2 separate regions of the Homo sapiens genome follow, and region 1 is linked to region 2. A link is a loop called in an ENCODE intact Hi-C map of the cell type or tissue named here. Cell type or tissue: ovary. All regions are shown on one strand. Each heading gives the region's core, and the rest is flanking DNA. Links, peaks and the distances in the headings are about the cores only.

Evidence for each region. Hi-C counts contacts between places; a loop is a spot of excess contacts. Peaks named below come from ENCODE experiments on the same cell type or tissue, not always from the same donor. Only the 100,000 strongest peaks of a DNase experiment are listed, where the experiment ranks them.
Region 1: a loop joins it to region 2, with 2.7 times the contacts of the local background. A loop is called at or near these places in 31 of 110 quality-filtered maps.

Annotation. Positions count from the first base shown.
Region 1 is chr7:25,729,867-25,741,296 of GRCh38, reverse strand. The region is part of intron 1 of LINC03007 (long intergenic non-protein coding RNA 3007); the gene reads left to right. Among named protein-coding and RNA genes, the nearest start is that of LINC03007, 55 kb to the left of the region's middle. RefSeq lists enhancers at 7,131-7,641, 7,909-8,575. In ovary, for the core only: no CTCF peak of the experiment used is centred there; no DNase peak of the experiment used is centred there.
Region 2 is chr7:25,845,286-25,856,715 of GRCh38, reverse strand. No RefSeq gene overlaps it. Among named protein-coding and RNA genes, the nearest start is that of LINC03007, 61 kb to the right of the region's middle. RefSeq lists a silencer at 4,868-4,917. In ovary, for the core only: CTCF peaks have their summits at 4,943 (motif pointing right) and 6,635; DNase peaks (open chromatin) are centred at 4,885 and 6,835; H3K27ac peaks cover 1,820 bases.

The DNA.
Region 1 (11,430 bases), core at 4,144-8,143, 120 kb after region 2:
GTGGGATTTGTTCTGGCTGCAGTGGTGGGCACACAGTCCCTCTTAGGGAATTTTTGTGGAATGAATGAAGTACCTAACAGTATAAGGGTAGTTAGTAAGTATTGGGCTTAACTATGTGAAATCACCACTATTTGACCATTTTTGACTACAGAAGAAGCAATTTCACATGGTTAAACTAATAATATTTTCAGCTACTGAGAAAGTAGCCACACTGTCAGTTAACATTTGTTGAGAACCTACTATGTGTGGATATTGTGTTAAGTGCTGTGAGGGAGTTTTGGATGGAGAACATAAGGTCCCTCTTCTCAGGGAGGTCACAGCCAAGTGAGGGACCAAGAACTTACTGAGAAAGCACTGATTATAGTGTTGGCCTCACTCCCTAAACTAATGAAAAAATTAGTATTTTTTTAAAAAAAGATTTCTTATTTATCAATGAAATGTCATTTGTACAATTTGAGAAGGATCTTTTTATAGTGTCAAATTCGAAGAAGAGTTCTGTTGCTACACTTCCTAGAACTCCTTTGCTTGCAACTTCTGTCTTCTTTGAATCCTTTAGAAACTGTTACACTGCAGCCCCCAAAGTCAAGAATCAAGGAAAATATGGAACATAATACAATATGCCTTTTCGTTTGGTCTCTGTGCTGATTCACCCCACCTCCATGAGAATTTTCTCCTTTCTTTTTTGTTTTCATTTTTTGAAATGGAGTTTTGCTCTTGTTGTCCGGGCTAGAGTGCAGTGGCGTGATCTCGGCTCACTGCAACCTCCACCTCCTGGGTTCAAGTGATTCTCCTGTCGCAGTCTCCCAAGTAACTTGGATTACAGGCACTCGCCACCATGCCCAACTAATTTTTTTGTATTTAGTAGAGATGGGGTTTCACCATGTTAGTCAGGCTGGTCGCGAACTCCTGACCTCAGGTGATCCACCTGCCTTGGGCCCCCAAAGTGCTGGGATTACAGGTTTGCACCACCACGCCCAGCGCTGAATTTTCTCCTTTCATTCCTTTTGTCTGGGAAAGAACCAACTCAAAATCTCATCTGTTGCTGCATCAAATCCCCAATTCACACAAGCAGAGGGTGAAGAATAATAATGGCGCATAGCAGAAGAATTACCGAAATTTTACTGTGACTTCAGTTTATGCATAACTGGGTTCTCCAACTAGATGGCATCTGAGATGACCTTCTATGCTTCCTCTGTCCATATATCTTGATTTAGATTTCCAGACTTGGTGCAGCAGTGATCAAGCAGTGATGATTTATTCTAAATATCTCAATTTCAGAGTGTTTGCCCACCAATTCTCCTCCACATAATGTGTACCTAAAAACATAGACGAATTGCCCAACTCAGGCCAGTTTTTATCTCATGTAGAAAAAGAATTCCCTGCCGGGAGAATATGGTTATATTAACCTTCCTTGAGTGGTCATTTGCTCAGCCGTCCGGTTGAGGACTTGTTGGACCTTACAGACTGCTTCCCAGAAAGGAATACTTCTCAGCTTTAAAGAAATGGATGGTTTCTTCCTTTCTTGTTTATTTTAAGTGAGGCCTCGCTTTATCCTGCTCACTTCTTTCACTTAAAGAGAAAATCACCTTCATGTGGAATAACTTGCTTCTTTGCCAAATCTATCCAACAAAATAAGGAACCTTGGGAACGTACTAGTGGACCTATAGAATAGGGGCTCTAATTTATGAAAGATGGACTTACAGAGCAAAAAATGCATGTAGTAGAGGCCATTGACACTTGCACACAACCCTGATGTTTTAATTTATCTTCTGCAAACAAGAGAGATGTTTTTTCTTCTAGGTGAACATAAATACAGTAGTTGAATGCAGTCTAAACTGTGATGTCAAGCTGCAGAGCTCCTCCAGTGTTGCCAAACCCTTGTGCTTGTGCACACACATTTTATAAGGGGCACTCTCGTTGCTAAAGGAACTCAGGCCACTTTTGCGTGAATGCCCTGTGATTGGCAGGAATGCTGGCTGTTGTAAGTATCATATTGTTTGGCAGTGGAGAATATTTTTTATTGCTAGTTCAATAGCATTTCACAGTTATTAAACCAGAGTCATTGTTCCTGGGGGCTCCCAAAGGCTTAGAAACTTTGTGGCACAAAGGAGAAAAATACACAGGCACAAAACCTGTCAGTTATCCTCATTGTTCCTCATTGTTCTAATGCGGCTGTTATACGCTTGGCTTTTAAGGTATTTGGGGAGAAATGTTGAGAAAGTAGCTTTTCAAACATATTTATGGGCAACTTGTTTTCATAAATAAGAATTTGTGGGACCAAATTCAATCATAAATAGTATTTTGAATTTTTTAAAATTGGAAACTTTTATGGAATGATACACCTATATTATTACAACTGCACATCAAAGCACATTGATTAAAGATATGTTCACGGTATTAGCAGATATGGCCAAATATCCCATAAACTCCAAGATAAATGCCTGCCTGAAATCATTAATAGGGCCCAAGTAAAACGCTCTAAGAAGGAGATGAATGGGTGTGACTAGGGAGGGAGCACATATATTTCTCTACAAGTAAGAGCTCCCCCAGCTCATTTGGCAGATAATGAAAATATCCTGCAAGTGAGCGGGGTGGATGACCTTGTACAGCTGGCTGGTGTTAGTGACAATTGAGGACTTGCTGGGAGAAAAATGGCAGCCTAGTGGACAGTTTTCCCCTTCGATAAACCTCAGTTTTAGGATGAGGACAGAGTGCAGGGTGCTAGGCTGTTTCTGCAGGGCTAACAGGGGACCAGCACAGTGTACTCATATGGGTTGCCCGAAGTAGGAAACACTTAGGGTCTTTTGCAAACACTCAACTTTCTGGGAATTTGACTACTTTTTTTGTTACTTCTCCTGAGAGCACCAAGCCAGGTCCTGATGATTTTGCTCTCCTCAGCTGATTGCGTACTTTGTGTATTGCTTTCTTTTCCTTCTTCCGAGCAGTTTCTCAGGCCCCGAGGACCACACTGACACTCAAGTCAGTGGATGCACAATTAATCTTCTGCTGAAAGAAAAATGTATTCTTATTTCTTTTCAAGTGTGGCTGGCAATAACTGGGCGTGGGCAGGAACTTGTGTTTACCTGAACAGAAACAGAAGATGTACGACCTCTAAGCACTTCTGTGGCTTAGCTCTTCCACCAGTCTAGGGCTGAATTCTGAGATTCTTTTTCTTTTCTAGAATTGCAACTTTAGAGGAATATACCCCATGGGCGATATTGTGGCTGATGAGTTGATGGTGGTTGCGTTGGTCCTCATGTCTGGTCATGGTTTTCTCCTTCTCTTTGTAAAAGGGGAAATCTACCCCAAATTCTTGGATGTTTCCTCCATTTATACTTTCTTCTCCATGCCTGTCTTCTCCACCCCAATTCCTGTCATTTTGTTTTCCACCAAGGGAAGTTAAGGTTCCTTAACTGAAGATTTGGTAGGCTGACTTCTCCCTGTGATAACTGTGAGAAATCATTCTCTCCTGAAGGTGGAATAACTCTTCCTCACATCCATTATACACATGCTGTATAATTAATCTATACATTTCTAGTCCGTATCTTATCTTTTTTTCTCCAAACTCTCCTGCATCATTCAAAAGGAGTTTGCCAGTCTCTGCCTTCTGTTTTAATATTCAAAAATAGAGAAATCTTTAAGGTTACTTCTAGGCTGAATCAATTAAACTACTTTTTAATAAAGAACTTATTTGCTGGGGTTTTCTCATTAGCTATACAATCTCAGTTTTGCCAATGTCTAATCCCCTCTTCCTGTTTCTATATGCTCAAGGGGTATTTTGTGAACATTTTTGATTAAAATGGATTAGTATCTCATCTTAAAACAACAGCAACTGATAGGCATGGTGGCTCACGCCTGTAATCCCAACACTTTGGGAGGCTGAGGCAGGTGGATCATTTGAGGTCAGGAGTTCGAGACCAGCCTGGCCAACATGGTGAAACCCCGTCTCTACTAAAAATACAAAAACAAATAAAAAATTAACCAGTGGTAGTGGCTCATGCCTGTAATCCCAGCTACTCGGAAGGCTGAGGCAGGAGAATCATTTGAGCCTGGGAGGTGGAGGTTGCAATGAGCCAAGATTGCGCCACTGCACTCTAGTCTGGGCGACAGAGTGAGGCCCTGTCTCAAAAAACCAAACCAAAACAAACAAAGAAACAAACACAGCAACATCTTCTCGTTGAAAAAAATCTGGAAGGATATGAATCGAAATGGTAGCATGGTTTTTCTTTGGGGGATTTGGGTCATTTTCCCCCTTTTTAATACCTTTCTGTATAGTGCAAACTTGTACTTACACTCAGACAAAAAGAGGTATTTTACTAACACCCCTCTTTCACAAGCCATTCAGCATTGTGTTGATTTCTTAAGGAGTTATTTGTAAGGAGATTGTGCCTCCAAAGAGGATCTGAGGGTTGTCTTTTACTTACATTAGTGACTCACTTTGAGCAACTCATTGGGTTAAGGCCTCAGATTTTCTTGTGTGCAAAATCAGAATAACACCCACTTGCAGGAATTATTAGAAGCTAATGAGGATATGTGTAAAGTGGATACATGGATACATGTAAAGTGCTATCTATATAGGAGGAATAACAATAGTAATCATTTGCTCAGTGGGAATCAGTGAGCCAGACTTAGGCCAAGGAATCTAAGACAAGGGAATATCAAAGAAACACGATACAGGTATTTTACGTGTGTTAGCATGGACAGAGGAATCTTTTCTTGGAGACTTCAAGTTTGTGCAAGCATTTTAATATTCTTAATAGCAGCTTCTAGCACTGTTTTGTGAAGTGTGTGTGTGTGTGTGTGTGGGTGTGGGTGTATGTAGTGGCAACCAAAGTACCTCAAATGCAATATACAACATCAAATTACATGTAAAAGTAATTGTCATAGCACCCATACAACCTTACTAGCCGACTGGTTCATGGGTTTTAAAACACTGGTTTATGTGATGCCAGGTGTTTGCCACAGAAAGGTAAAATTACTAAAAACAGAAACAGAACACAGAAATAATAGTCTCTCACAGAACAGCCAGTGAACTCACTAGATAAAACAGCTATTCTGGGAACAGAAGCTGCAGTGGAGTTTTCCCACAGCACAGCAGTGGAGATGATGAAGTTCCTGCCTGGAAGCAGAAGCAGGTAGAAAAGAGAAGTGAGCATGGGAGGAGGGATACAGTCACGTGCTGCATAGCTGTGTTCCGGTCAACCACAGACCACACTTATGACAGTGTGCCGACAAAACTATAATGGAGCTGGAAAATTCCTATTGTCTAATGACATCATAGCTGCCATAAGGTCCTAGCACAAAATGCATTACCTTTTCTGGGTTTGGATATGTTTAGATACACAAATCCTTACTACTGTGTTACAATCGCCTACAGTATTCAGTACAGTAACATGCTCTACACGTTTGTAGCATGGGAGCAATAGGCTATAGCATATAGGTTGGGTGTGTGGTAGGCTCTACCATCTAGGTCTGTGTAAGTACACGCTATGATGTTCACACGATGATGAAATCGTCTAGCAATGCATTTCCCAGAAGATGTCCCTGTCATTAAGCCATGCCTCACTGTACCTTGAAAATCCCTGAACACACTGGACACCCCTGGGTCCTGGTGAAGATGCCCTGTCTGCTTGGATTTAGAACCATTTTCAACTCATCTCAAGTACCAGGAGGAGCTGCTCATCTTGTAGATCTGGGCTGTTCAGCAGTGAAGGGGTTACGTGTAAGGGTGATCAAAGATTTAAACTGTCATGTCGACAGTAAGCCGAGGAACAGGCTGTGCAGGGGCCTTAATAAATCTGCCCTTGACTTATGGCCGAACCTCATTCAGCAGAAAATTATTTCTGCAGCATATTGAATGCTCTGCTCTGATGGAGACAGAAATAAAAAGAAAGGTGGAAATGGGGAGAAGAGAATGGAAATTCAATCCACATGTGGTGGAGAGGACTCTTCAGTAAATTCTTTCTCAGATGAAATAAGAAACAGAATGTGTAGGACTCTTGGAATAGGGTACATTCCTTTGATTACTAAAATGTCTTAGGGGACGAAAACGGACAAGCAGTGATTCTCAGAAAAGATCGATCTGGAGGATGGGAGTGGGGAAGGAGGGGGCAAACCTCTCCCTTAGTGATTTAGACATGATTGCTCATTTATTTATTTGTTTAGTCAATCAGGCTTTATTGAATGTTTACCTACTGTGGCCATTGAGATGAGCAAGACATCTTAAGGAGTTTGCAGTGACTGAGTTAGAGCCACATGTTCACTGAGCATCTAAAATGTCAGGCACCAGCTCAGTGCAATACAGCACAACGCAGACACACCTCTGGAACCTTCTCTGAGTCAAATCTGAGACTCTGTAGTAGGGTTCCAGGTATCAGAGGAGGGTCAGCAACTTTTTCACAAGACATTTCCCCAATTCAGTATAAGGAATAGGGGCTTCATTAATTGGAAAGGTTGATTTGGGAAAAAAACCCAGTCCCTTTCTCAGATGATATGGGATTTAAATCTCTTATTGCTTTTCCTTAGGATATTTTAGAAAGAGAAGAAAGGGTTAAGATTGGGGGCTTCTGTATTTTTCAGTCCAGTTTATAAAAGTATGAAGGATCCTTCCAATCCCAGACCAGAGAAAATTTGAATTCAAGAGATAATTTAGGAGACAGAACTCCTTCTCTTTCCACCAGTTCTGAAACTATTGGGAAAAGCTCAAGAAAACGCAAGAAAATAATCCAAACATTTCCTCTTCTAAATAATTTATTCACTGTTTTTTTTTTTCTTCCTATACTTTCATTCCCAGAGCTGTAATGAGTTTTAGAAACACAAGGTGTCAGATATTGACTTTTTGTTGTTGTTGAGTTCTCTAAATTCATGACCCCTCTGGGCATTCTAGGCATAGATAATATATAATTCAAAGAAGAGAGCTGCAGCTTTCATCTTCTCTTTCTTGTAAGTTTTGGAGCTTTTTGTTCAAAGGGTGATCTGTTCTGCTGCAGTAGAACCAGCCCTGTTTCCAAAAGTTTTGGCAGAGGACATGGTGCCCTGTGGTACCTTAAGGCTTTGGGAGACTCTCCCTAACTGGGTTCCATGCTTCTGTGAGTTGGAAGTGTGGATTCGTCCTGTCCTGTCCAAGGTTGGCTCTGCTGTTGATCTGCACCAAAAACGAAGGAGAGAGAGCAAGATAGAACCAGCTAGCTGTCTTAGGGAAAGGGTTGAGGCAAAGGCCAAGGCCATGTGTGCAAATGAAGATTCTCATCTGCAAATGAGAGTGGTGGTTGGATGAATTGGGGTAAGGAAGTCCAGGGGTTAAACGGAGGAATTTTGCTGAAGATAATCTCTCAACCTTCAAGAAACAAAGAGACAATTAGCCCAGAGATGGCTCCACAAAGGACTGGATTACCAGTTCACAGAGCAGGGCTAACCACTCCAACATGAAGTATTCCAGAACGGTTTGTCTCTGAGTGGGTTGTGTGTCTGGGTGTCCTTGATGGGGAACCAATTCATAGATGCTTCTGTGACTTTTCTCTAGCTCTATCTCTTGAGATGTTGCTATCTCTCTTTCTGAGAAAGGAAAGTTGAACTCCGAGTTGCCTGAAGAGGACAGGGGCTGTGGTTATCTCCCCAGGTAAACCTTGGGAGAGCCTTGGGGTTTCAGAACTGAAGAGGTTGATGAAACTGACTATGGCCAAGAAGACTGACTACTACTAATCAGCTCCTCTCCTCATGTTAAATAATTAGTAATGTATTATTGAAATATATTATTCATAAGCTCAATTTAATATCTTTTTGTGCACACATATATATATTTAGTTTTTATTTTTCCTCTCTCCTTCCTTTATGTAGTTATTAACTATTTAACTATATAAATAAATTTCATCCTAACAGGGCATTCTGGCAAAGCATATAGTAATATAGATGCAGAGAACCTTGTGATTACTTATGTCACTCTGGGTAAAATATGTCATCACTCTATTCCTGGCTTTCCCCATTTGTACAAAAAGAGAACACACCTCTTTTACTTTTCTCAGTGTAAAGACTAAGACGATCTAGTGTGGTAGGAGTTACTAAGAAATTATTTTAGGCAGATAGAGAGGAAAAAAGGGGTCCTTGGAAGATTTTTCGCGGCTCTTGTCTAGCATGAAAGAGAATCCTGACTCTTAGACCCCAGCTGGCAACCTTTGATATGCAAATGCAAACCGTTAGAAACTGGATCCACCCAACATGGCCGGCTGGCAACCTTTAATATGCAAATGCAAGGCGTTAGAAACTGGGTCCACCCAACATGGCGATTCCCACCGTTGCCCTCTTACCCTTGCCCCCACATGTGCCTAGCAGCATGGTTGCCCCCACATATCCCCAGGTGTGTGGAACATCATGGCGCCCTACATTTGCATGTTAAAAGACTAGGGTGAGAGAGCCAGTTTTTTCACGGTCTACGTGAATGACATGCCTTGTCAAACCAATCCCCTGAGCCCCATGCAAATCAGACACCGCCTCCTCCAGCCATCGAATATAGCTAGTTGATAGCAGGGTTCCCTCTCAGCTTTGGAGCCCTCCCTCCCTCTGTCTCTGTACAGGGAAGCTTCTTCTTTCTTTCTTCCCCCTTCTTTCTTGTCTATTAAACTCTCTGCTCCTTAAAACTACTCCATGTGTGTCCGTTTCATTTTTTCTAATTCTACTCGAGATGAAGAACCTGGTGTTCTCCACTCATCAGAGCCCTGTCACTAGCTCCTCACCCCATCTCCACTAAGACTTGAAGTTCTTCGAGAAGCTTGTACAGAAGTAAAAATAAGGATGATTTTCTTTCATTTTAATGACCATCATTTGGCTACTTTCATTTAGAACTGGAAAAAAATCTGTAGATACTTGATGATTTCACGAATAGTTTAAGCATTATGATTTATTTGGATTCCTAACTGAGGAATAAGTTCACCTTGTCTCTCTAGGAGCCCACATAGCTCTTTGTGCCCCATCCTGCCATCCATGTGCCCAGATGAGATTTTCAAGGACTTTTCTTGCTGTCCTTGAGAGGTAACTGTTAGGAAGTGTCTGGCCAGCGATCGCTGCGACTGAAACCCCTTTCTTTTCCCTTTACCCTGGATGGTCTCCCCTTTCCTTACCTAAGCCAGATTTCCTTTCCTCACACTTGAATCCAGAGTTCACACTGGAGAAAAGGGTTGGAGAAGTCAGAGGAAACCTTTGACAAATGCCTTGGGGTGAGGGGTGAGTAGGAGGATGGAGAAGCTAAAGAAAAAAGAAAAAAACAACAAAAAAACCTTAGGCTAAGAATGAGGAGGAGGAGGCAGCAGTGACCTGGAGGAGGCTTTAGATATCAGTTGCTTTTAATGTTCCTGATTTAACCTGAAACAAAGGAGACCCGAAGCTTTTAAAAGAAAAGAAAACCATGGAACTGAAACAAAGCTGATCAATTATAAGGGAGGGTGTTATATCAATATTCACCATGTCAGGTTATTCCATCCTGGGAGGTGTAATGAAAGCCCCCGATTGGCTTGATTAAAACTCAGAAGAAGATGAAGAGAAAGGAATGTGTCTGAGTACAGCTGTTCAAAATGCAAACTTGTTTTTTAGCTTGGTATATCTAAGATTGAAACATCGCCAAATAATTGCTGGGAAAGTATTTGGTTAGGTTTCAAAAGACTGTTTAAAGAAACTGACTAGCTGTAAAAATGGAATATTCGGAATGGCTGTCTGGGAAAAATAAAATTAAGAACTGGAAAGACGTGCTCCATAGGCATAAGGGAACAAAAAACAGTGTAGAGGAGGAGATGGTATTTTGTATTTTTAAGGATGAGAGTGAAGGTGTCTGAGCAAGAGTTAATTTGCCAAGTTTTGAGTTGTGAATTTTTTCCTTGCTGTGGTTTCCAGGAAGGATTAGGACTTTAGTTTTTATGCAAAGTGGCATCTTATTATAGAACAAAAGGTGACAGCCTCGAGTTACTGTATCTAAAATCTGGAATTCTGCTTCAGGCATTCATCTCGCATCTAGTTAACTTTAGAAATAAAATCAGAGGGAATTTGGCCCTCAGGTTATAGGGCTGGAAAATGCTTTGAGAGGCCTTCTAGTAGGATTACTTCTAAACTCGCCCTGACAGATGAAAATTTATCTTATTTTTAAATGTTCCCCAGAGGAAGAGTGTCCACAGACTTCCTTAGTAACTCATTCTAGTTTTTAACGACCTCCACATTCAGGAAATTCCTTCTTCTGTCTTACCTAAACCACTCGGCCTCAGTTTAAGTCCATTTTCTTTTGATCTGCCCCAGTAGAGATGGAAAAAAGTGGGTCACCATTTTGCACAAACATCCTTTCACGTAATTGAAGATTAATTTTTAAAATCCAAAAAGTTCTCTATCTCCTCTTTATCTCATTGAATCTCCCCACTTCCTTTAGCCTTCTTTCCCTTGGTAGTTCCATCTTCCAACCTGTTATCCACATTTGCCGTTGCCTCAGACACTTCCTCTGTCATCTGAAGCCCATTTTGTAGGCTGGGAGAGATGGGAGAAAGTGGCAATGCACATCTCTCCTTATTTCTTTGGGCTGCCTGTGCTGGAACTCATATAACAAGCTATATATTGGCCTGATAATGTTTAAAGATTTTAACATTTTTCTTGCCCACATTATAATTGTTTTCAAAGTCAAATTTTGCTCACACAGTAGTTCTGTGGGCATTTACAGAGGCATATATTATATCTTTAGGTTTCAGAAGGGCAAAACCAAATTATGGCAATACGTTAATGTAATATACTAAGAATTATTCAGTATAGGCCGGGCGCGGTGGCTCATGCCTATAATCCCAGCACTTCGGGAGGCTGAGGTGGGTGGATCATGAGGTCAAGAGATCGAGACCATCCTGGCCAACATGGTCAAACCCCGTCTCTACTAAAAATACAAAACTTAGCTGGGTGTGGTGGCACGTAGCTGTAGTCCCAGCTACTGGGGAGGCTGAGGCAGGAGAATTGCTTGAACTCAGGAGGTGGAGGTTGCAGTGAGCTGAGATCATGCCACTGCACTCCAGCCTGGCGACAGAGCAAGACTCTGTCTCCAAAAAAAAAAAAAAAAAAAAAAAAAGAAGAATTATTCAGTATAATGCAAAAAGCAAATTCAATAGTTGTTCCTAGATTAGAAAAAAAAGTTTTTGCCCAGGAGGTCTTTTCACTAGGTATGAGCATTTCAGTAAATAGCCTCTCAGCATTGCCCAACTGTTATTTGATATTTTCCATGAACTGGTTTCTTGGGTTGAACTCCTGATCTTTCCCCTAGTTCTTGGTGATGAGACCCTAGAATCTAATTAGATATCACATTCGCCAGCACTTTACCCAAATGCTTCCAGGACAGGGCAAAGTCTCGATGTGTTTTCTTGGGTATCAAAGCTGTTGGCTAAACAAAGTAATGGATTTTTTATAATTTACTTTTGCTTT
Region 2 (11,430 bases), core at 4,409-8,408:
AGCCCCTCAAGAAGAGATTTAATTTGAGCGCTGTGTTGATTTGTGCATTCCTTGTAAAGCACACACTAAATTAGCTTCACATCCCAGCCGTACCTTCATCTGCAGCACACATCTCTCCCCCAGCTCCTCTCAGCACTCACTTAGCCCTGTTCAGTTCCCCTGTAGGCACAGGTACACATATATCAGCCTCTTGTAATCATGAAGACGAGGGACGAACTTACAAAGACACCCGGCACACTGTGACAATCCTTAACTGGGAGAAAAAAAAAAGAGAGAGAGAAAGCAAAGAAAGGTAGAATAAGAGCAAGAAAAAAAGAAAAGGAAAGAAAACTAGAAAGATGCAGCAACCAGTAAAACGATGGTGGCAAAGATAAAATGCCGATGGAAAAAATCCGTTAAATGCAAAGTTTGAAAAAAACTTCCTAACTCGGTTAATGCTGTGGAAATAATTCCAGTTCATCTCAGTGCTAGTGAACGCCTAGTACAAAATTCTTCAGAGGCGAGGGCTGGCTTAGTGCAGAGGAGAAACGTCGCTCCGTTGCCCTGTTGCATCCAAATTCTCCTTTCAGACAAGTTTCCGCGGCGTGATGGAGATGGGCAGAAGTCTGGAGAGTGCTTTCCTATTATAAGCTGTTAACTTGTTGGTTTGTACTCACATATATTTTAAAGAAATAATAAACATCTTATAGTTCTGCACATATTCTAAATTACAGTGGTTCTAGAAGAATTTTGTAACTGACAAATTAGAGCTTCGGTTTTACGAATTCTGAATTTTAAAACCGGTAATGACTTCTCAGTCCCTGAGATCCTCTTCTTTGTTTTTTTATTTTGGGGTGTGTGGGTACGTGTAAGATGAGAAATGTACAAACACAAGTATTTCAGAAACTCCAAGTAATATTCTGTCTGTGAGTTCACGGTAAATAAATAAAAAGGGCAAAGTGACAGAAATACAGGATTATTAAAAGCAAAATAATGTTCTTTGAAATCCCCCCCTTGGTGTATTTTTTATCTTAGGATGCAGCACTTTCAGCATGCCCAAGTATTGAAAGCAGTGTTTTTACGCTACCACGGTAATTTTATTTAGAAACCCCATGTTCACTTTTAGTTTTAAAATGGTCTTTATGACATAAAATTATCAGCATTCATATTTTTGTGTTTTAATATTCCTTTGGCTACTTATTGAAACAGTAAACATTACGAAAATTAGTAAACAAATCTTTGATAGTTGCTTATTTTTGTTTAATTGAATGTTTATTTTATTAGGTAAATATACAATCAAATTTATTTAAAAATAATGAGGAAAAGAATACTTTTCTTTCGCTTTGCGAAAGCAAAGTGATTTTTCATTCTTCTCCGTCCGATTCCTTCTCTTCCAGCTGCCACAGCCGACTGACAGGCTCCCGGCGGCCTGAGGAGTAGTATGCAAATTTTGGATGATTGACACCTACAGTAGAAGCCAATCACGTCAAAGTAGGATGCTGATTGGTTGACAACAATAGGCGTAAACCTTGACGTTTTAAAAACCTGACACCCAATCCAGGCGATTCATGCAAATAAAGGAAGGGAGTCACATTACCAGGGGCCAGAGAGACTTGAGTACGACCTCACGTGTTCAGTGGTGGATATTGCACAGACGTCTGCAAGGTCTATATAAACGCTACATAATGTTCAACTCAATTGCTTGCCTTGGCCTTTCCCAAACTTGTCACTGGAATATAAATTATCCCTTTTTTAAAAATAAAAAAATAAGAATTATGTAGTGCACATATATGATGGTTCATGTAGAAATCTAAATGGACTTCCAACGCATGGAATTTTCCTATTTCCCCCTTTCTTTAAATTAATCCTCAGTGAAGGAGGCTGTTTTCCCCTAGATTTCAAAAGGACGAGATTTACAGAGCCTTTCCTTGGAGAAACCCGCTCTAGGCACAGATGGTCAGTAAATTTAGCTTCTTCAGCGAAGTTCCACATGGCACCGCCAGATGGCATAAGGATCCCCTTCTCACCATCTCCACCCCCACCTTGTACCCTGCAAGTAATTTAGAAAAATTGAAAACCAAACACTTTTATATTTTATAACTAAATGAAGTGAGAACATACTGGCACTGTTAGAGAGCCACATATTACAAAAATAAGCTTTGTTGGTTGTTGCTTTAATGTGAAACTTCCTCCGGAGATTTTGCCCAGGAAAGTTTGCGAGTAAAATATTCATCCAGTGAAAGTGTTTGCAAAAATATTTCCTTAAGCGAAGTAAGCACCTTAAGCACGCTTTAAAAAGGTAAGAGTAAGAGGCCGCTGCGTTTCTGAGCGTGGTGTTTGCAGGGCCGGGCGAACTTTTTAGGGACTAAACTGAAATCGAGGGGGAAACTCAGTTTCCCAGCGAGTGGTCTCACTGGAGCAGAGCCTGGCCGGAGCCACAGGGCCGAGGTTGCATCTCTGCTTTCTCTGCTTTCCGATCCAGTTGCTGTTAGAGCAGCGTTGCTTTTTTAGGAATTCATTTTGGGGTCCCTATGACAGATAGGCAAGACTTTCTTTCCACTCACAAGTCACTGTAGTAGGGGGCAGAATCTTTGTTTTGCCAACCTCGGCGGGGGATTTGAGGGTGGAACCCTGGAAAGTGTAGACCTCCACTTCTCATCTGCCTCTCCTTTTATATCTGCTTTTCTGTTTGGGTTTATCAGGAAGAGAAGGGTTCGTGCTGTCCCCACATCAAGGTCAGAATAAGAACTTACGGTATTTGCAGAGGGAGACGGGAGGAAAGAAGAAAATACTGTACTCAAGTGAGAAGTTTCACAGCTTTAGATGTACATTTTTACATTTTACAGGTCGACAGCTCTCTAGCTGGGAAACTTCATGACTTCTTCTCCCATTTATACAAGCAGAATAATTGCACACTCACTTTTGATTACTCTACCCTATAATTATGCATTTTAAAATTGCAACCGGCCTTTAAAAATAAGTCTACCTAAAAAAATCTTTCAGAATACAGCCATTAGCCCTCATTTTACAAGAAGGTGGATTCATTGGATCTGTTGTTTTGTGCTCTGTCGGTTGACTTTTATTTAGCCAGAAACTAATGAGTTGGGTGCCGACGTTTACTTATATCTCCCTCTGACATCCTAACTGTGGGTGAATTTTCTAGCCCAGCACCAGATCCTTAGTGTCTGCAGGGCAAGAATCTGCACATTTTCACCAGCCCCTGTTTCTAGTGACCAACTTCGCAGGCTGTAGGAAAACTCATCCTACCCAGGCACATATAAGCAAAAAAAGTAGTAACACTTTTTAGTTTAGAATCAACACTTCTGATTCGTTAGTTCAAGTTGAAACCATACGTTTCTTATTTTATTTCACTATCTGGCTTTTTTTTCCTCTTGAAAAAGATCGGAGGGTATCAATAGTAAAACTGAAGTAAGAATTGCTAAAAGTAAAGCAAGAATTTTAGGGGGTACTTTTTTCCCTTAGGTGGTAAGAAGGAAGACCTGAAGGAACGAGTCTTTTAAAAGAGAACCTTAAGTTTCTAAGCACAATCTTGCTCTCTTAATATTTGTCTTCTGCCCTGCAGAAAACGGGGCAAAAAGTGTTTAAACAAATGGAGATGGGACCTGTGGGCTGTCCAGGCGTGGCTTAGGACTCGGGAGCTATCAGCTCCCCTCCCGAATCTCTGCTTCTAAGTCTCTTTTGCAGCCCCCCAGTAAAGGCGGGCCCCAGGTGGGAATTTGGCGATCCCGGCGCGTGGGGACGACTGCGCTGGGGCGCGGGGCGCTCCGGGTGCAAAGGCCCAGGCACAGGGCGGCGGGCGCAGGGGCAACGGTCCCAGGGCGAGGGATGCCGCTGTCCCCAGCTCTCCTGAAACCCACTCCCGGGCGAAAACGTGGGCAGAAGGCGGGAAAACGCCGCAGCCGGCGCTCAGAGCAAGCTTCCAGCAGACGCGGGAAGTTGAGGCTCGGCGCCCCCGCCCCCACCCCAGCGCCCAGTCTCCGCTCCCCTTCAGGGCCTCTTCCGGGCTGAGTCCTGGGAGTGGGTTTCCCCGGCCGCAGTGATTTTGCAAGAGTGCGGCCGGCCGGCTGTAAATCAGCCTTTCTCCACTCCCGGGGGGCAGCCCTCCCGAGCCGGGGCGGGGGCGCGGAGGACGCGGGGGCCGGGCCCATGGCCACCCTAGGCCCTCGGCCGCAGCTGGATCGGCCGCCTCCGGCGAGGCGGCGGGGGTTAAACGCCGTGAATCCATCAATCAAGCGCACCGCCGCCCTCGCGAAACCCGGAGCACCGCCCGCGGGGCCTGCTTTGTGTCTCGCCCGCCCGCCTGCCCGGGGCCTGGGAAGCAGGGTCGGGCCGCTCCAGAGTCCGGGGGGCGCGGCGCATTCCCACGAGGGGCCGGGGCGGCCTGAAGGCTGCTCCACCCAGTCCCACCCTGTAACGGGTTCACTGGGGCCTGGAACACAAATCTCCCAGGCTGCTGGTTTCCTTATTTGATCACTCCTTTGCGTCTTCAACAGAATAAGGCCAACTCATCACACTTTCCCGGCCGCCTGGAGCCCCGAACCCTGTCATCCCCCAAAAGCAGCATGACCAGGGTTGGTGAGATTAGCCATAAACAACCAGATGATGTGACTGGGCAAATCACATCATCTCTCTGTGCCTCAGTTTCTCGTCTGTAGAAAGAGGGGGCTGTTTTAGGATCTCCGCATTTTTTTGTACAGCTCTAATGTTCTTTTGTTTTAGGTGGAGAAGCCTGAACCCTTTTTGCCGGACAAATGTCCCCAAGTTCCCTTTTCTTCCACGTTTATTTTCGTACTGCCGGTTCCTTCCCTCCCCACCCGCGAGTCAGCCCCACTGCGTCCCAGAGAGCAGCTCCAGCCCGCAGGGCAGGACACCTGAGCCTCGGAGCTGAGCCCTGGCCGCGTTTGTCTCGGAGAAACCACCAGGGGGCAATAGAGCCCAAGGATAGAGGAGCAAGGCTCCACAAGGCCTTTCCAAAAGTTTGTCCAATTTGGCGTGAATTCCTTTTTCCAGTTTGTGTGATTTGTAAATTGCGCAGAGTGATTTCAAGATCCCCCGTTTGATCATTAGCGCTAAGGTAGATGGATGCAGCCCGGGGTTCATAAAGAATGAGGCACAAAAGCACTAATGAAGAGCAGGCTAGCGCACCCGCAAGACCTAATGGCAGAACAAAATGGGGCGAACGTGAACAAAGCTCACTTGAAGTGCAAAACTTTGGTTCTAAGGCCATGCATACAGTGGGTTCTCAGGCCATGGGGCAAAAGGCATGGAAACAGTGGGCCGCACGCCGGTGTGTCTTTTCCTAAGTTTTGCAAATATCGGGTTCGTTTTGCGATGGTGAAGTGGGAGGTAGCCCGGGAGGTGAGAGAATGCAGAGGAAATCAGTTAAGAGAGATTCTCCTGATAGGAAGAGGAGGTGGCGAAGGTTTAGGTTAGAGAACCCCAGTTCTTCATGCAGCAGCCACCTTCGCCCATCCTGGGAAGTTTCTGTCTGCCTGTAGAGCAGAGCCGCATCCCTGCCGCTGTCTCCGAGGGCAGTGTCGGATGGTTCTTTCATTTGTTTCCTGAGAATGGTTTACAATATAGATTAGCGGGGCCCCAGAGGAAACTGGGGTTTGCTCACTGCAAACAGCCAAAAGATCTTCAAGAGAGAACGTGTTAGGCTGGAATATCATCTTTTCCCACATGTGCAAGACTCTTGGATTGTGTTTGCTTTCAAAATCCATAAATGTTTTTATTAAACTATATCTTTCTTGTGGCCCCTGCGCACACAAAGTACTTGCAGCATATGTAAACGCTTCCATTTTGGTTCTCCTTCAGGAAAATTTTGTAACTCCGCAGTAAATATTTGCTCTGGGGTGAACCTTGGCAAGCGATAAACTCCAAAATCTGGTTTCACTGTACGTGTTTGTGTGCACATGTGTATGTTTTAACAGTATGTATATATTGGAAAATTTGCGGGAGAGCTTGATATTTTTACTTCTTTGCTGCGCCGCAGGAAAGTATAATGACTGTAATTACTTGGATAACATTTTAAAATTAACCAAATTCTCTTTCACATTCGATTCTTCCTTGTGTGCTGCCAGCCCTTCCTCCCAAATCATGTCAATTAAATATTCTTACAATGTCACCCTTTATAATGCCTTTAGTGTAGTGATTTTGGGGGTATATTTTAAAGTGATAAAGTGCAGTTTTGCTTCCTAAATTCTGTCTTAATAATAAGAATGTAAAAATTAAACAAATCATGATCTTTATTATTCTTTTATGTTTATAGTTTCTTTTCCTCTAATGCTTTAATCTGTAAGCCAAAAAATTTCAGAGAGATAAATGGAGACAGCTCAGTAGCATGGCAGGCAGAGTCAGGATTTTGGATTCTCATCCCTGAAGAAAAACTTGAAGTTATTCCTCTGTGATGAAAAATACTTTATTTTTATGAAGAAATGGAATCTGCTGAGGTTGAATAAATTAGAAAACTCTATGGAAGATCATTAAAATATGAAAACTGTTAGCATTGGGCTGTGTGTTAGTCATCTTTAAGAGAATAATCGGGAATTATTAACTGACTTTGACCTCATGAGCCTTGACATAATAACTGTGGCATTCGCGGTGTCCCTGGTGTTTTAAAAACCACCCTCCTCCCCCGCGTGCATTACAAAAATATGTCCTCTTCCTCTCATGTTGATTATATGGGTTTTATTTATTCTAATGACTGCTGTAGAGAGAGAAAATGCAGCTCTGAGCAGGGAGAAACAAGAACCCTTGTACACGTTTGCTGTGGGGTGGGCTGGCCACATAAGTTGAGTAGCCTTTGGCCAGATAAGCAAATGCACACTTCGCCTCCCAGTGAAAACATCATCCCCAACAAACATCATGTGGGCCTGAGTCACTCTCTGGAGAATCTGCTTCTCAGAGTTTGGTTTGGCAGTTCAGGCAGATATAATCCTTCCTTTCATTTTCCCCTGCCCTTTTGAAGAGCAATAATTTTCAGTCCCCTCACACCAAGGGCACTTTGAGAGATGGCCTACAGCTACACGGAGGAAGTTTCTTTGGCACAGCCTTTTGGGAGCTGTGAATATTTGAGGCTGTCTCAAATGGGGACTGTGTCCTTTGAATGAAGTGTTACACAGATGTGTGAGTGAATCCATGGGAACAGAGGCAGATGTTAGGGAGTTAGAGAATTCTGAGCTCTGTGGGCCGTGTCAGTCTGAAGAAAGGCAAGACGGCTGTTAGGTGCAGCCTGTAAGTGCTGTTCATCGAACTGGCCTCAATTCGTCTGCGCTTGGAAATAACTGAAATTGTCTGACCACTAAAAGTGTGATACAACTTGGAAGAGGGGCAGGAGAATACATTTTACTGGGGGCCATAGATCTGGCTTGGGCAAGCAATCTGTGTGTATTCAGATCCTGCATGTTTCTGAAAGATGATAGATGGATAATCGAAGCACACTTCTGCAGAATTTTTTTCTAGAGTATTTCAGTCCAAAAGAGCGCTAATGTGAGCTACATAGCTCATTTTACATATTACATTATATTACACATTAAAAAAAAGGTGAAATTATTTAATAGTATTTTTCATTAAATGCAATATCTCAAAAATATCACTTCAACATGTAATCAATATAAAGTTAGTATTGAGATATTTTACATTTTTTGCCCCTTCCCATATATTCAATAGCTGGTGTGTATTTCATTCTCAGAGCTCATCTCAGCTTGGACCAGACACATTTCGAGTGCTTGGTAGCCTCAGTGACCAGTGGCTGCTTCACTGGAGAGTACCAGTTCCAGATCATCTGGGTGCGTGTACAAAGTCACTAACAGATTTCCTCCCACATTTCTGTGAAGGTCTATGAAATTTTAAGTATCATAGGAAAGATTGAAGAAAATAGGTTCTAAAGCAGATGTATATTTTGAACACTGCCATTTTAGCTCTGAGGCTTCAAGCCATGATTAAGGAATATGTGACCTTTGAAAGAAGTAGGTGATGCCTTTTATAGATTTTATTCCATTTAAAAATATATTTTTAATTATAAAAATGAATCCATACTTACTATAGAATACTCAATACAAGGTCTAGAAAATAACAAAAATCATCTAGAATCCCACCATCTATAGCTAATCACCTTTTGAAGTTTTGGAGTATTGCTGTTCTCGTATGTGGATCGGTTTCATAGTTGTCATTATACTGCAAATGCCCTTGTATATCTTGCTTTTGTTCACAGTGTTATATCACAAGTATCTGTATTTGTTGTTAAAAGCTCTTCATAAGAATAATTTTGATCATCTGGATGATTCATCATATGGCTGAGCCATGGTTTACTGAAGTCAGTGACTTTGGTAGGGTAGTAGTTGCAGTAAGCTCACTAAATGTGACAAGAACAAAAAAGTTATTTTATTGAAAAGTCACCCTACTGTGTGGCCATCCTCATCCCTCATATTGGCGGCCTTCCTTCCATGACTCTAGACAGCTCCGGGAAACCAGAGCCCTTCTACTCTTAAGCTTATTTTTTAGAAAAAATATCTTAGAAAATAATCTCCCTTTCCCCACCTAATCAATCCAGATGTTTAATTACCACGTTGACACAATTGGATTATGACTTCAGGGCAAAAAGCAACTTTACTAAAGAGAATTTGAATGGAAAACAAGAGCATTTTAAAGATCCTCATACAGCAGTTTATTTCTCTTGTTAAATTCATGTCCCTCAAGATATCACAGTACCCACTAGGTACAGATACTGGGCCGCCCTTTGTTAAATCGTAGTTGGATTTATTTTTGCTTCCCTTTTTGGCCCTCTTTCTCACCATTTGTCATTTTCACAGGCTTTAGTGACATAAATCTTGTGGAATGTTGGCTATGCACATAGCATGAAGGATTCAACCTCTCCCATTTCAGGCTGGTTGGCCAATGTAAGCAACTGAGGGTGGCAGAGATCAGGGACAGATAAGACAGGGAGAAGAAGGGGTAGAGGGACTTTGGAAAGAATACCTGAAGTACGAAAGTGACACCTTTAAGGTTAAGGGTGATGGCAATTGACTGATGATTACCAGGTAACAATGGAGTCCACTGGAAGCTGCATAACCATGAACTGTTATGATTATTTTTTCCTATCTATGTGGAAAGGCCTGGTTTGCTTCTCTGCACACAGTCCTGATTCAGTGTGGTGCCCGCATATTGTAAATGTCTTATCCAAGAATCCAGGGACCTGGCCCTGAAGGAAAAGCTGAGGACAGAGTATTTCTGCAACAGGCCTAGGCTCTTGCAAACTTGCCTTCCCAAAGCTCCAAGCCCAACTGGCCTGCAGGGGAGGCGGTCTCGCTGACAACCTGCCCTTTGGCCTTATACCTTCTGTCACAAAAGAGCCATTTTTCCTGAATTTGAAATTGAAGAATTTGATGGCACACGAGTGCTGGGGGGATTTTATTAAGCTGATAAATATGACTACAATTTACTTAAAACCAGTGGCTCTTCTCACTGTCAATGTTGTGGAGTTTATGCCTTTTTCTCTCAAGCTCTCTTTGGCCCAAGCAATTCAGGGCAGAGAGTTTGAAGGGTATTTTGTTTCTGATGTGGGCAGTCTGAAAAATAGTGGACCTTTTAACATTGCACTGACAGACACTCTCAGGGCTAATATAATTGATGTATTCATAGGAGCTTAAGCAAAATAGCTTTCCAAAAGGGAGAAAAACTTGTCTTTTCACCTAAGCACTGACCGATTTGTGGTTTGGATGCTTACACGAGATATTAAACAGACCCGATGGAAAAGGCTTGTTTGCCTCAAGTCTGACTTTCCCTCCTCTTGTAATTTTTGGCCTTGAGTCAAATTTTTGTCCATTCCCCTGCACTCCTTGGGTTGAGGCCAGCACAACGGGCTTGCACTCTCCATGGTGTTGACAGAGTGTTTTTCAGCTGTACCAAAGGCCACAGATTTTCTGTCAGACTTCAAGATACACAGCCTGATAAACATGTCTGCCTCTGGCGATTGGCAGCATTCTTTCTGGAAAAGAAAACAAAAATTGTTTTATATCAATAAGGAAAGTGGTATGAATAGCATAGAATAACACAACTTGGAAGGTGTGCCTGAGGCCTGAGCTTTTTTGCAGTATGTTTAGCTCTTCAGTTCAATTTATTTTTGAGTTCTGTCTTCACCCCACCAGCATCTGATTACTTTCATCAGCCATATGTGTCTGGTTGTGTAACAAATAAACAAATCAACAACCGATTTGTTTGGAAGGTTGGTTGGTGGTAAATGACTCCAGAATGGTGTTTGGAAAAAGTATTTTGGCTTTCTGTAGATATTTTATTTTTCATATGGGATGAAATGGCTGATTTTCGTTAACTCTCTTGTTCACTACAATTTAAAGAAACTGCATGATGTTTCTTCTCTCTGATATTTTCTAGTTGAGTTTTTTTCCCATCACTTTATTCTCTTGGCCATGTGTCAGGTCACCAAATTGGGAAATCAGCCCATGTGGATGACACAAAACTCAACTCTGTGTTACCTGGAAATCTCATCTTTGTAGAGCTGTAGCCAGCTCGGTGCAGATTCCCACAATCAGAGGACTGGATAGCTTCTTCTGACAATTTCTTGCAATCAGAGGGGATTCTTGCTTTGCCATCTTGACTTCAACGTTGACTGTTGGAAAGGAAGAGGGAGGAACACATCCTCAGAGTCAGCACCCTCTTTCTAAAGCTGCTTTGCCATTGAGCAGATGCCCTGGAAGCCTGAAGGGAAGGCTGACTTCTTCAGGTTGAACTTCCCTTTGGAAGATTGATTAAATGCTGATGATCTCTTCAGCAAGCCCATGTGGACCCAATGGCTCAAAGCCAGCCTCAGAACCTCTCCAGTGCAGGCTGCTGGCCGGATTGTACCACCTCACCTGGATGCCGGCTGCTCAAAGGCAGACGAGGCTCATGATGCCTGCTCTTGGGAGTTCCTCAGTGGCACTCAACATTAATTACCTCTCCCCCAGGCCCTTCTGCAAAGTCCAGTGCCAGATCTCTGATGTCACTGCAGGACTATGATTAAACACCAGCTCCAGATCAGCCCAGTGACAGGGAGGGTCATCAGTAATGGATTTGAAAGGGGCTTCAAGGCCCAGGGTAATATGTTATTCATTACCAATGTCGGCTGAGGAGCTGTGAACCTGTCTGTTGGTTGGTAGCGCTTTATATGACACCTCCCCAGGGTCAGTTTCTGTTTGATGAGTGGGAGTGTGCTGTAAACATGTGATGTTAGTATCTTATCAGGTAGCAGAGCTGAGTAGAGATGAAATAGTTCAGCAGTCTTAAGCAGCTTTAGAGAGCTGCCTCAGAAATAAAAATTGTTCCTTCATAGACATAGTAATTCATACATACATACTTATACACACATATATGCATGTGTATACATACATACATATGCATATTGTATGTTTGGGGATGAGCTCTGAATTTAGG